2 separate regions of the Homo sapiens genome follow, and region 1 is linked to region 2. A link is a loop called in an ENCODE intact Hi-C map of the cell type or tissue named here. Cell type or tissue: chondrocyte. All regions are shown on one strand. Links, peaks and the distances in the headings refer to the core of each region. The heading gives the core; the rest is flanking DNA. Region 1 has its middle 550 kb from the start of OLFM3. Region 2 overlaps COL11A1 (collagen type XI alpha 1 chain).

Region 1 (5,394 bases), core at 242-5,241, 420 kb after region 2:
TGAGGGTACTGCAGGAGACCAGGGCGTATTTCAGTCCTTATCTCAACCATATAAGGCAGACACTCCCAGAGCAGCCATTTATAGACTTCCCCTGAGGAATGCTCCTTCCCCAGGGTATTAATTATTAATATTCCCTGCTGGGAAAAGAATTCAGTGATCTCTCTCCTACTTGCATGTCCATAATAATAAGAGTATTATTAGAGAAGTGATAAATGTCCATGAGATCTTCACAATTTATGTTCAGAGATTGCAGTAAAGACAGGTGTAAGAAATTATAAAAGTATTAATTTTGGGAATGGATATGTGTCCATATTAAAATGAAATCTTCACAATTTATATTCCTCTGCCGCAGCTCCAGCCGGGCCCTCCGTTTGGGGTCCCTGACTTCCTGCAACAGTGGGGTGGGTTAAGGGTGGTTTTAGAAAAGGCAACATTTGAACAGGAAAACAGGAATGCATGTTCTCACTTTGGGCCATGGTTCTAGGCTTGAGGGTGGGACCCTTGCTGGGTACCTGCATTATTCTGCCCAGAATTTTTCTGCCTCCTGTCCCCATCAATAATTTCTCACCTGGATTATTTTTATGGCCACCTACCTGAACTTTTTGCTACCATTCTTGTCTGATATGATTTGGTTGTATCCCCACACAAATCTCATCTTTAATTGTAGTTCCCATAATCCCCACATGTTATGGGAGGGACCCAGTGGAAGGTAATTTCATCATGGGGGCAGCTATCCTCATGCTGTTCTCATGATAGTGTGTGAGTTCTCACAAGATCTGATGGTTTTATAACAGACTTTTTCTATTTTATCATGCTTTCTTGCCTGCTGTTATGTAAGAACTGCCTTTGCTCCTCATTTGCCTTCTACCATGATTGTGAGGCCTCCCCAGCCATGTGCAACTGTAGGTCCATCAGACCTCTTTTTCGTTATAAATTAGCCAGTCTTGAGTATGTTTTTATTAGCAGCATGAGAACAGACTAATACAGATACTTGGTACCAGGTAGTGAAGAACAGCTGTAAAGACACCCCGCAAATGTGAAAGCAACTTTGGAACTGGGTAACAGGCAGAGATTGAAACAATCTGGGGAGCTCAGAAGAAGACAGCAAGATAGGAAGATCTGGGAAGTTTGGAACTTCCTAGAAACTTGTTGAATGGCTTTGACCAAAATGCTGACGGTGATATGGACAGTGAAGTTCAGGCTGAGGTGGTCTTGCAAATAAGGAAGTTATTGGAAACTGGAGTATAGGTGATTCTTGCTATGGCTTAGCAAAGAGACTGGCAGTATTTTGCCCCTGCCCTAGAGATCTGTGGAAATTTGAACTTGGGAGAGATGATTTAGGGTGTCTGGCAGAAAAAAATTCTAAGCAGCAAAACCTTCAAGAGGTGACTTAGGTGCTCCTAAAAACATTCAGTTTTATTCATTCACAAATATATGGTTTGAAATTGGAACTTATCTTTAAAAGGGAGGCAGAATGGTATTGCCTAGGTTTTCTTCTATGGCTTTTATGGTTTTAGGACTTATGTTTAAATCTTTAATCCATCTTGAGTTAATTTTGTATAAGGTGTAAGGAAGGGGTCTAGTTTCAGTTTTCTGCATATGGCTAAGCAGTTTTCCCAACACCATTTATTAAATAGGGAATCCTTTCCCCAGTGCTTGTTTTTTTTCAGGTTTGTCAAAGATCAAATGGCTGTAGATGTGTGGTATTATTTCTGAGGCCTCTGTTCTGTTCCATTGGTCTATATCTCTGTTTTGGTTCCAGTACCATGCTGTTTTGGTTACTGTAGCCTTGTAGTATAAAGTCAGGTAGGCATGGGCAAAGACTTCATGACTAAAACACCAAAAGCAATGGCAACAAAAGCCAAAATTGACAAATGGGATCTAATGAAACTAAAGAGTTTCTGCACAGCAAAAGAAACTACCATCAGAGTGAACAGGCAACTTAGAGAATGGGAGAAAATTTTTGCCATCTATCCATCTGACGAAGGGCTAATATCTAGAATCTACAAGGAACTTAAACAAATTTGCGAGCAAAAAACAACCCCATCAGAAAGTGGGCAATGGATATGAACAGATACTTTTCAAAAGAAGACATTTATGCAGCCAAGAAACATATGAAAAAAGCTCATCATCACTAGTCATTAGAGAAATGCAAATAAAAACCACAATGAGATACCGTTTCACACCAGTTAGAATGGTGATCATTAAAAAGTCAGGAAACCACAGATGCTGGAGAGGATGTGGAGAAATAGAAATGCTTTTACACTGTTGGTGAAAGCATAAATTAGTTCAACCATTGTGGAAGACAGTGTGGCAATACCTCAAGGATCTAGAAACAAAAATACAATTTGACCCAGCAATCCCATTACTGGGTATATACCCAAAGGATTATAAATAATTCTACTATAAAGACACATAAACACATATGTTTATTGCTGCACTATTCACAATAGCAAAGACTTGGAACCAACCCAAATGCCCGTCAATGTTAGACTGGATACAGAAAATGTGGCCCATATACACCATGGAATAGTATGCAGCCATAAAAAAAGAATGAGTTCATGTCCTTTTCAGGAACATGGATGAAGCTGGAAACCATCATTCTCAGCAAACTAACACAGGAACAGAAAAACAAACACCACATGTTCTCAGTCATAAATGGGAGTTGAACAATAAGAACATATGGACACAGGGATGGGAACATCACATACTGGGGCCTGTCCGGGGGCAGGGAGCATGTAGAGGGATAGCATTAGAAGAAATACCTAACGTAGATGATGGGTTGATGGGTGAAACAAACCACCATGGCACATGTATACCTATGTAACAAACCTGCATGTTCTGCACATGTGTCCCAGAACTTAAAGTATAATTTAAAAACAAAGGAAGCAAAGCATAAAAGTTCAGAACATTTGCAGCCTGATGATATGATAGAAAAGAACAGTCTTTTTTCTGATGAGAAATTCAAGCTGGCTGCAAACATTTGCATAAGTAATGAGGATCCAAATGTTAATTATTAAGACAATGGGGAAAATGTCTCCAGAGCATCTCATAGGTCTTCAAGGTAGTCTCTCCCATCACAAGCCAGGAGGCCCAGGAGGAAAAATATGGTTTCATGGCCTGTGCCCAGAGACTTGCTGCTTTTTGCAGTTTGGGGACTTGGTTGGAGCCCTCACACAGAGTCCCTACTGGGGTGCCACCTAGTGGAGCTATGAGAGGGCCACCGTCCTCCAGATCCCAGAATGGTAGATCCACCAACAGCTTGCCCCATGTGCCTCAGAAAGCCGCAGACACTCAATGCTAGCCTGTGAAAGCAGCTGGGAGAGGGGCTGTGCCTTGCAAAGCCACAGGGGGCAGAGCTGCTCAAGCCTGTGAGAGCCCACTTCTTGTATCACATGACCTGGATGTGAGACAGGGAGTCAAAGGAGATTGTTTTGGAGCTTTAAAATTTAATTACTGCCTTGTTAGATTTTGAATTTGCATGGGTCCTGTAGACCCTTTGTTTTGGCCAATTTCTCCCATTGTTAATGGGTGTATTTACCCAATGGTTGTACCTCCATTGTATCTAGGAAGTAACTAACTTTTTTTTTTTTTTTAACTTTACAGGCTCATTGGCAAAAAGGACTTGCCTTGTCTCAGGTGAGACTTTGGACTTGTACTTATGAGGTAATGCTAAAATGAGGCAAAACTTTGGGGGACTGTTGGAAGGGCATGATTTTGTTTTAATATGTGAGGACATAAGATTTGGGAGGGGCCAGAGGTAGAAGGATATAATTTGGTTATGTCCCCACCCAAATCTCATCTTTATCTGTAGTTCCCATGATCTCCATGTGTCATGGGAGGGATCCAGTGGGAAGTAATTTCATCATGGAGGCAGTTACCATCATACTGTTCTCATGATAGTGAGTGAGTTCTCACAAGATCTGATGGTTTTATAAGGGACTTTTTCCCTTTTGCTCATGCTCTCTTCCTTGCTGCCTTGTCAAATATGCCTTTGCTCCTCCTTCACCTTCCCCTGTGATTGTGAGGCTTTCCCAGCCATGTGAAACTGTGAGTCTATTAAACCGCCTCCTCTTTATAAATTAGGTGTTCTCAGATATGTCTTCATTAGCAGCATGAGAATGGATTAATACAGTCTCACTGTATTTTATTTTCAGTATAATCTCCCATGTTTCCTCTGCTTCAACCACAATAACTTTCTGTTTTTGTTTCATCACAGTCATTGGTCTTCTACTCTAAATTTCTCTGGGATTCATTCTATTACTTACTTCGGAGCCATTTTCAAAACTAGCCTTCTCAGTCATGTTTTATCTGACTATATTTATATCTTAGACTCCTTCCTTGATCTCCTATTCTCTTTCCCTGCTTTCGTTTTTGATAGAATATTCTAACATACTATGCAATTTCCTTATTTATTTTTATTTATATTTGTAGGTCCCAGAGCTTTAGATGCACATGGGCAATAATATTTTCTATTTTGTTCATTGATATATCCCAAGTACCCAGAAGAGTACATAGCACATAGTAGGTGCCAAAAAATATTTGCTGAAGAAACAAATTATTACCAGAACATATTTGCTTTATTTTAAAATACATGTGTTATGACTTTAACCATGTAAAACTTTACATGGATAAAGGAGGGAAAGAAAAATTACCATGTTTGCCACTGGGTATCTTTTTTTCAGGGGACTCTAAGTAAACTTTTTCTTCTTCTTATTGCTCAGCATTTTTTATAACAAAGGTGTATTACCTTGGTAATAATAAATAATAAATTATAGTTTATTTATTCAGTAATGAACAGGTATATATAAATATCAAATGCATTCCTTAAAATAATAATACATAACTAAAAATATTATTATCACTTTCAGTCATTTATTTTCTCTTTGTTATATTTTTAACTATCCAGAGGCATACTATTAGGTCATACATTAGATTCAGAAGACAAGCAAATAAAAATATCATCAATGTCATGTTGAAAGTGACTATAGTAATTAAAAGCATTATCCATCATTAAAATTTTCTTATGATATTGTATGACTTCAAGGTGTGATACATTGACTTAAATTTTAGAAAATACCAAGTAAATTTCCAGTTGCAACAAAATCTTTGTTAAGGGTTTTATGTTGATAAAGTCTTAATACAAAGATGGGAAATAAAGTATGACATTACATTGCCAGATAAATAAGAGATTAATAAAATGCCTTTTTCTTTGAAGCACAGGAATATTCTATAAATCAAATTTTCTTAGTGTATATGTCTAAATGTGATTTTTAAAATTCATTCCTGTATGTCAGCAGCAAACATTTCCTGAGCTCTCATTGTCTAGGCACTATAGATTAAAACTATCTGGGCACTATATATTAAAAAAAAAGTAATAAAACTCTATTATCA
Region 2 (5,394 bases), core at 74-5,073:
GATTCTGTTAATATCATGCCCATATCGGCATATTTTGGGAATATGCAGCCATCCATTTAAAAAACACATTAACTTGAAATGATTAAGAATTATAGCATGACTAGTATGAGAAACATTCTATTTAGAATAGAAAAAGTCAAAACTCAGTGCCAATGAGAAGTGAGAAAACATCCTTAAACAATTACCTACAAGTTTTCACAGATTTTCTCGCCAAATCTGCATACCCTCATTTAGATGAATTTGTTCTCTCTGTCCTGTACCAGCTAGATCAAAGGGGAAGCCTGGGAAGCCTATTTTGATGAAAAAATTATTACTTTTACATAGATACCGTGAAATTATTTGGTAATTAGTCTGCTTATTTCATTGGTTAATAGTTTGTGGCCTTTATATTTATTTAGGGCTAATTGCTTGATATTAGAAGTACATACTTAAATCAAGAAAAATGATAATGACACCAATTCTTAATGCAGTATATTAACACTACTCCCTCAGTCTATCTAGGAAAGCCATTAAATATTATGTTGCATTCTTCCCAGGATGTGATCGCTTAGACCTAAGATCGCTATTTTAAAGTATTATAATATTTTGCAATGAATGTGTTATCTATGTCAGCAAATATGAGATATTTAATCTTATATTTACAGCTTTGTTAAAAAAAAGTAAGTCTTGTATTAGTGGCAAAGTACATCATTTAAGAAGCACTTTAGTATGGTGGAAAAAAAAGCCAGACATAATTGATATCCTTCAGCTGTCATCCTCTCTATAAAACTTTTATTATTGCCCAGAATTGAAAGCAAGTTTATTGCCAAATATATCAAACCAGTGATAAGGCACAGAAATTGTTTTATTTGCTATTTTGTAAAACTGGACCTCAATGAAGTCTACTACCAATCAACTAAATACTTATTTCTGTATGTCACCTCCAAACTGAGGGCAAAACTAAGTCTTAGCATTAGTATACACCTAGTAAATGATACGTGGGTATGTAATATATGTTTTTTAAAGAAGCCATGGTTAAATGACATCCAAGAATGTTTTGGGTCCTTGGTTAAAAACACTCCAGTTTTGTTTTTTGAAGAAGAGGATGGCAGTAGTAGCCCTGGAAAACCTGAAGAAGTCACTGAGCAAGCCATGATGTTGTGAAGTAGCATAACGGATTTTAATTAGAGTTGTTAATTTACAGGGCACCCAGGATGTCAATACACATGACTTAAGGGAGCAAAGATGGTTCTGGCACCACCAAGAACCTTTCTCCTGAAGTAACTAGCCAACCTGGAAAAAGTCTCCCTCAGTTGGAAGAAAGCTATTTGAGAAAATAACATTTTGGAACAAAGCCTGTTTTTCATACTCACTCTATAAGAACATATATTAAAAATAGATGTTCAAAAACAATTTTATTTAAATAATTAACATACAATGAGAGGTGTACCTGTTATAATTTAAAATATTATTATTAAAAGAATCATTTCTCTTCATTCATCTAGAAGGGTGATAGTATTTTTATCTCTACCCGTTGACCATGTTTTGAAATTTGAACTTGATACGTAATGGTTACTGAGTAGAATGAATAATCCATAAGGCAGTCTAAAGAAGCAGTTTCTTTCTACTAAGTATTTAAAATATAGGACCCTCACAGAGTTGTTCACTTTGTTTGTAGTTAATTGCTTCATTTATTTCTTAAGCCATGACAAAGACAGCATCCTTTATACAAAGTGATAGCAGCAGATTTGCTCTGTGGTACTTCACAAACATTATGCTTCCAAGAGGACATTTAAGAAAATCTACTGGGAAAAATTTGTCCTGATGACTTCTAGAATTGAGTATAACGTATTGTTTCCTTTACTTGAAAAAATTTGAGAGATAAAATGCCATTTTTTATGAGTTTGTATTTATTTTGCATTCTTGGTTTTTTTTTGTTTGTTTTGTTTTGTTTTTTGTTTTTTGAGACGGTCTCGCTCGGAGTGCAGTGGCGCCATCTCAGCTCACTGCAACCTCCGCCTCCCAGGTTCAAGGGATTCCCCTGCCTCAGCCTCCCGAGTAGCTGCGACTACAGGCGTGTGCCACCACGCCCGGCTACTTTTTTGTTTTTTAGTAGAGACGGGGTTTCAGCATGTTGGTCAGAATGGTCTTGATCCTCTGACCTCTTGATCCTCCCGCCTCGACCTCCCAAAGTGCTGGGATTACAGGTGTCAGCCACCCTGCCCGGCCTTCTTTTGCCTTCTTGTCAGTTAGAAGCTCGGATTACCACTAGAGGGCACTATTTCTCTCTGTTATCCAAGTTTTGATGCACCGGGAATTGAATTAGGAACAAATCACCAAAAAGGGGGAAATACTCATTTGTGAAGTGCTAAAGAAGTAATATTTTTCACAAAAACGAAAATACAAACCTTTGCAAATATTATTTTACAAATGATTGATGCAAATGAAATATATTTAAATGTAAAATATTCAGAAAAGAGTTCAACTATTTTATTTTGGTTTCAGCTATAGCTACAGAATTATATTGAAGAGATATATGTGCATATTATCATATATAAAATCAACAGAAGAGCAAAGTAAAATAGCTAATGGAAATATAAAAAGAAAAGAAAATTTTCTAACATGTCACATTTAGACTATAAAATAATTAAATATTTATGACATGTGGTATTTAATATTTGTAATTTCAGGGACCACCTGGGAAGGATGGGCTGCCAGGACACCCTGGGCAACGTGGGGAGACTGTAAGTGACCTTGTTACTCTTATTAAAAATTTCCATCTCTAGCACCTCATCAGTTCATACATAGAAAGCTACTTTATTATGAACATTTCAATTACTAGGTTGAGAAAAATGGAAAAATTAATTCCATTAAGCCTTTTATTGAAATATACATATATATATAAATACAAAAATAGATACAAGAAATATACTTCAGGAAATAGGATGTTAGTTGATATGATTGTTTTTATTGTCAATAGCAGCATTTTAAGGATGAGCTGATGGAGAAGACACCATTATTTTTTGGACATCTCCTCAAGATTTTCCCTCTCACTCTTTTCACTGAAGACTGTTTATAGATACATTCCACTCAAACCCATCATCTCTCCACTCTAAAGGCAACAGATTACGAATAGCCATGATCATAATACCACATTCTTTTATCTAGAACTAAGGGATTAAATACTTGCTGATATTGGACCCATCGGCTATAACTGGTTGGGAACTATGTCAAAAGCATCTTTCCATGTGAAATAGGAAAAAGTAAATCAAAAACGGTCACTAAATTTTACTTAAAACCTATAAAGAATATAACAGTAAACAAATTGACTGAACAACTTACCATGTGTATAACAATTTGGGCAGAGAGGAAACTGGCAGCTCAGTGATGGTTTAAGAATCCTGGTGAGTTTATTTATTTTGCCCCTTTCAAAATCAGACATCTGGCTATCCCAGTGGATTGTCATTCTAATCAGAAATCATCATGGATTGGCATATTTCCATGGAATCAATTCTTGCTTCTCACCAATGATTACTTTTATCCAGACTTCTCAAGGAAACCACAAATGCAGACTACCTTTGACTATGTGGTTGAAAATCATGTTAGGGTAGGGGGCACCCTGAATACATATTGGAGTTGCATAGCAATGTACTATAATAAATCTGAAATCTGAAAAAAATATGATTTTTCTGCTATGGAGGAAACAATTTGTCAGCAGCCACCCAATTTTGCCTTGCTTACCATGTGGCAATTCTTAGTTTCACCATTTCTTAGTTTTAGCCAGATGAGAAACTTTGGAGTCTTGGATTTCAAAAGCAAAATTGAAATATGATTTAGTGAGACAAAAGAAAAAACTGTTTGGATATCCTCTTGGGAAAGATATCTGTATGAGGAGCAGAAATAAACTTTCTAAAGGAGAGTCAACACTCAATTTGCAAATGCATTATCATTCAAATCTTTCAGCCAAATCATTTTTAATGAAGTCATTGTATAACTTTCTGGGAATAACTATAGAATATTCCAAAATGTCTTGTGGGGAAAGGATACCCAGAGAATTACTGTTATAAAGTCCTTTATGTCTATGATTTAATCTGGAGCTTCCACTTCTAACAAAAATAATTATATCACATATAACATTGAGATTTAAACATAGAAGAAAAACAGCATAATGTTTCTAGAATGAATGTTTCTGTTTTGTAGCTTTTCACAGATAAAAGCCAGGATTATTTCTGAAAAAATTATATTCCCGATTTCACATCCACTTTAAGGGAATAGTGAATCGTCCTATAGCCTCAAAGCTTTCTTTCTCACTTTGTTCTCTGCTGACCCAGATTCAAAGGATCACCTTGTACAGGAGTCACAATCTAGAGTGGGCATTCTTTGCCATATATTTATTATCTTATTTAAATGGATAAATTTTTGAATTATATTTGAGATTTGTCTCCAGCCAGAAATCCATTAATTAAATGTTTGTTCTGACATCTTACATTCATTTGGGTTGTTTCAGTATAATAGAAACTATTCCCAATTTTTCCTGGTGGCCTTAAACAGCTTCAGAAATGGTTTCTATTATATTGAAATGACCCAAATTTGTCTCAGAAACATAGTGCCAAATGCTGTATTGGTCCTAAAATTGGCTTAGTCTTTTAAAGATTATCAGAATAGGAATCACATTTCTGTTGGATTGTAACAGCATATTTTTCAAACTACCCATGAATATGTCCAATTAATTTCCATTTTCAGCAACTTTGAAAAACATAATTTGACTAGCTACTCTGAAATTAAGTGGCAAGTGTAGTCTTATTACATGACAATATTGAACAAGCACAACTTGTTGTGAACTGTAAAAGTTTTCCTGTGTAGTTTGTTTGTAAGATCCCCAAGATCAAATGTATTAGATACTTGCAAACACTCTGAATGGATTGAATGAGCAGACATATGGGCAATGCTGTCTTCCAGCTTTCCCAAATCCATCACTCACACAAATGGGCTAGCAGCCAAGACTTCCTCTCTCCCCTTAGGATGTATGAGTGCAAGTCTATGTTGTAATTTTGTCGAGACTTTCTGCAATTAAGTATTGATTTTTAATCTATTACATTTAATTATTATTGCAATATTTTGTGTGTGATTCTTGCTCTCACAGTTAGTAAGACAAAATGCTTTATAAGACTTTTTTAAAAAGTTTGGAATTGCCTTTATATCTTCCTGTTGAATTTAATGATTAAAAATTGGAGGAAGAATAACCCAGACAGAGGAAACAGGTCATACAAATATATGGTGTGTGGCTATTCAGAAAAAGGTAGGAAGATCAGCATGGCTAGAATTTAGGATACATTATCAAAGCAAAGGAAGTAACTGAATTTGCATACTGGGCCCCTATTGGCTAGAACTTTGTCATCTATATGTTTAAAAATG

What was found. Hi-C counts contacts between places; a loop is a spot of excess contacts. Peaks named below come from ENCODE experiments on the same cell type or tissue, not always from the same donor. Only the 100,000 strongest peaks of a DNase experiment are listed, where the experiment ranks them.
Region 1: a loop joins it to region 2, with 10 times the contacts of the local background. A loop is called at or near these places in 7 of 110 quality-filtered maps.

The regions. Positions count from the first base shown.
Region 1 is chr1:102,548,793-102,554,186 of GRCh38, reverse strand. No RefSeq gene overlaps it. Among named protein-coding and RNA genes, the nearest start is that of OLFM3, 550 kb to the right of the region's middle. RefSeq lists a silencer at 3,119-3,238. In chondrocyte, for the core only: CTCF peaks have their summits at 3,007 and 3,209 (motif pointing left); no DNase peak of the experiment used is centred there.
Region 2 is chr1:102,967,548-102,972,941 of GRCh38, reverse strand. It overlaps COL11A1 (collagen type XI alpha 1 chain), which reads left to right. Exons shown (of 67, transcript NM_001854.4): 37 at 2,670-2,723. Among named protein-coding and RNA genes, the nearest start is that of COL11A1, 140 kb to the left of the region's middle. In chondrocyte, for the core only: CTCF peaks have their summits at 2,028 and 2,243 (motif pointing right); no DNase peak of the experiment used is centred there.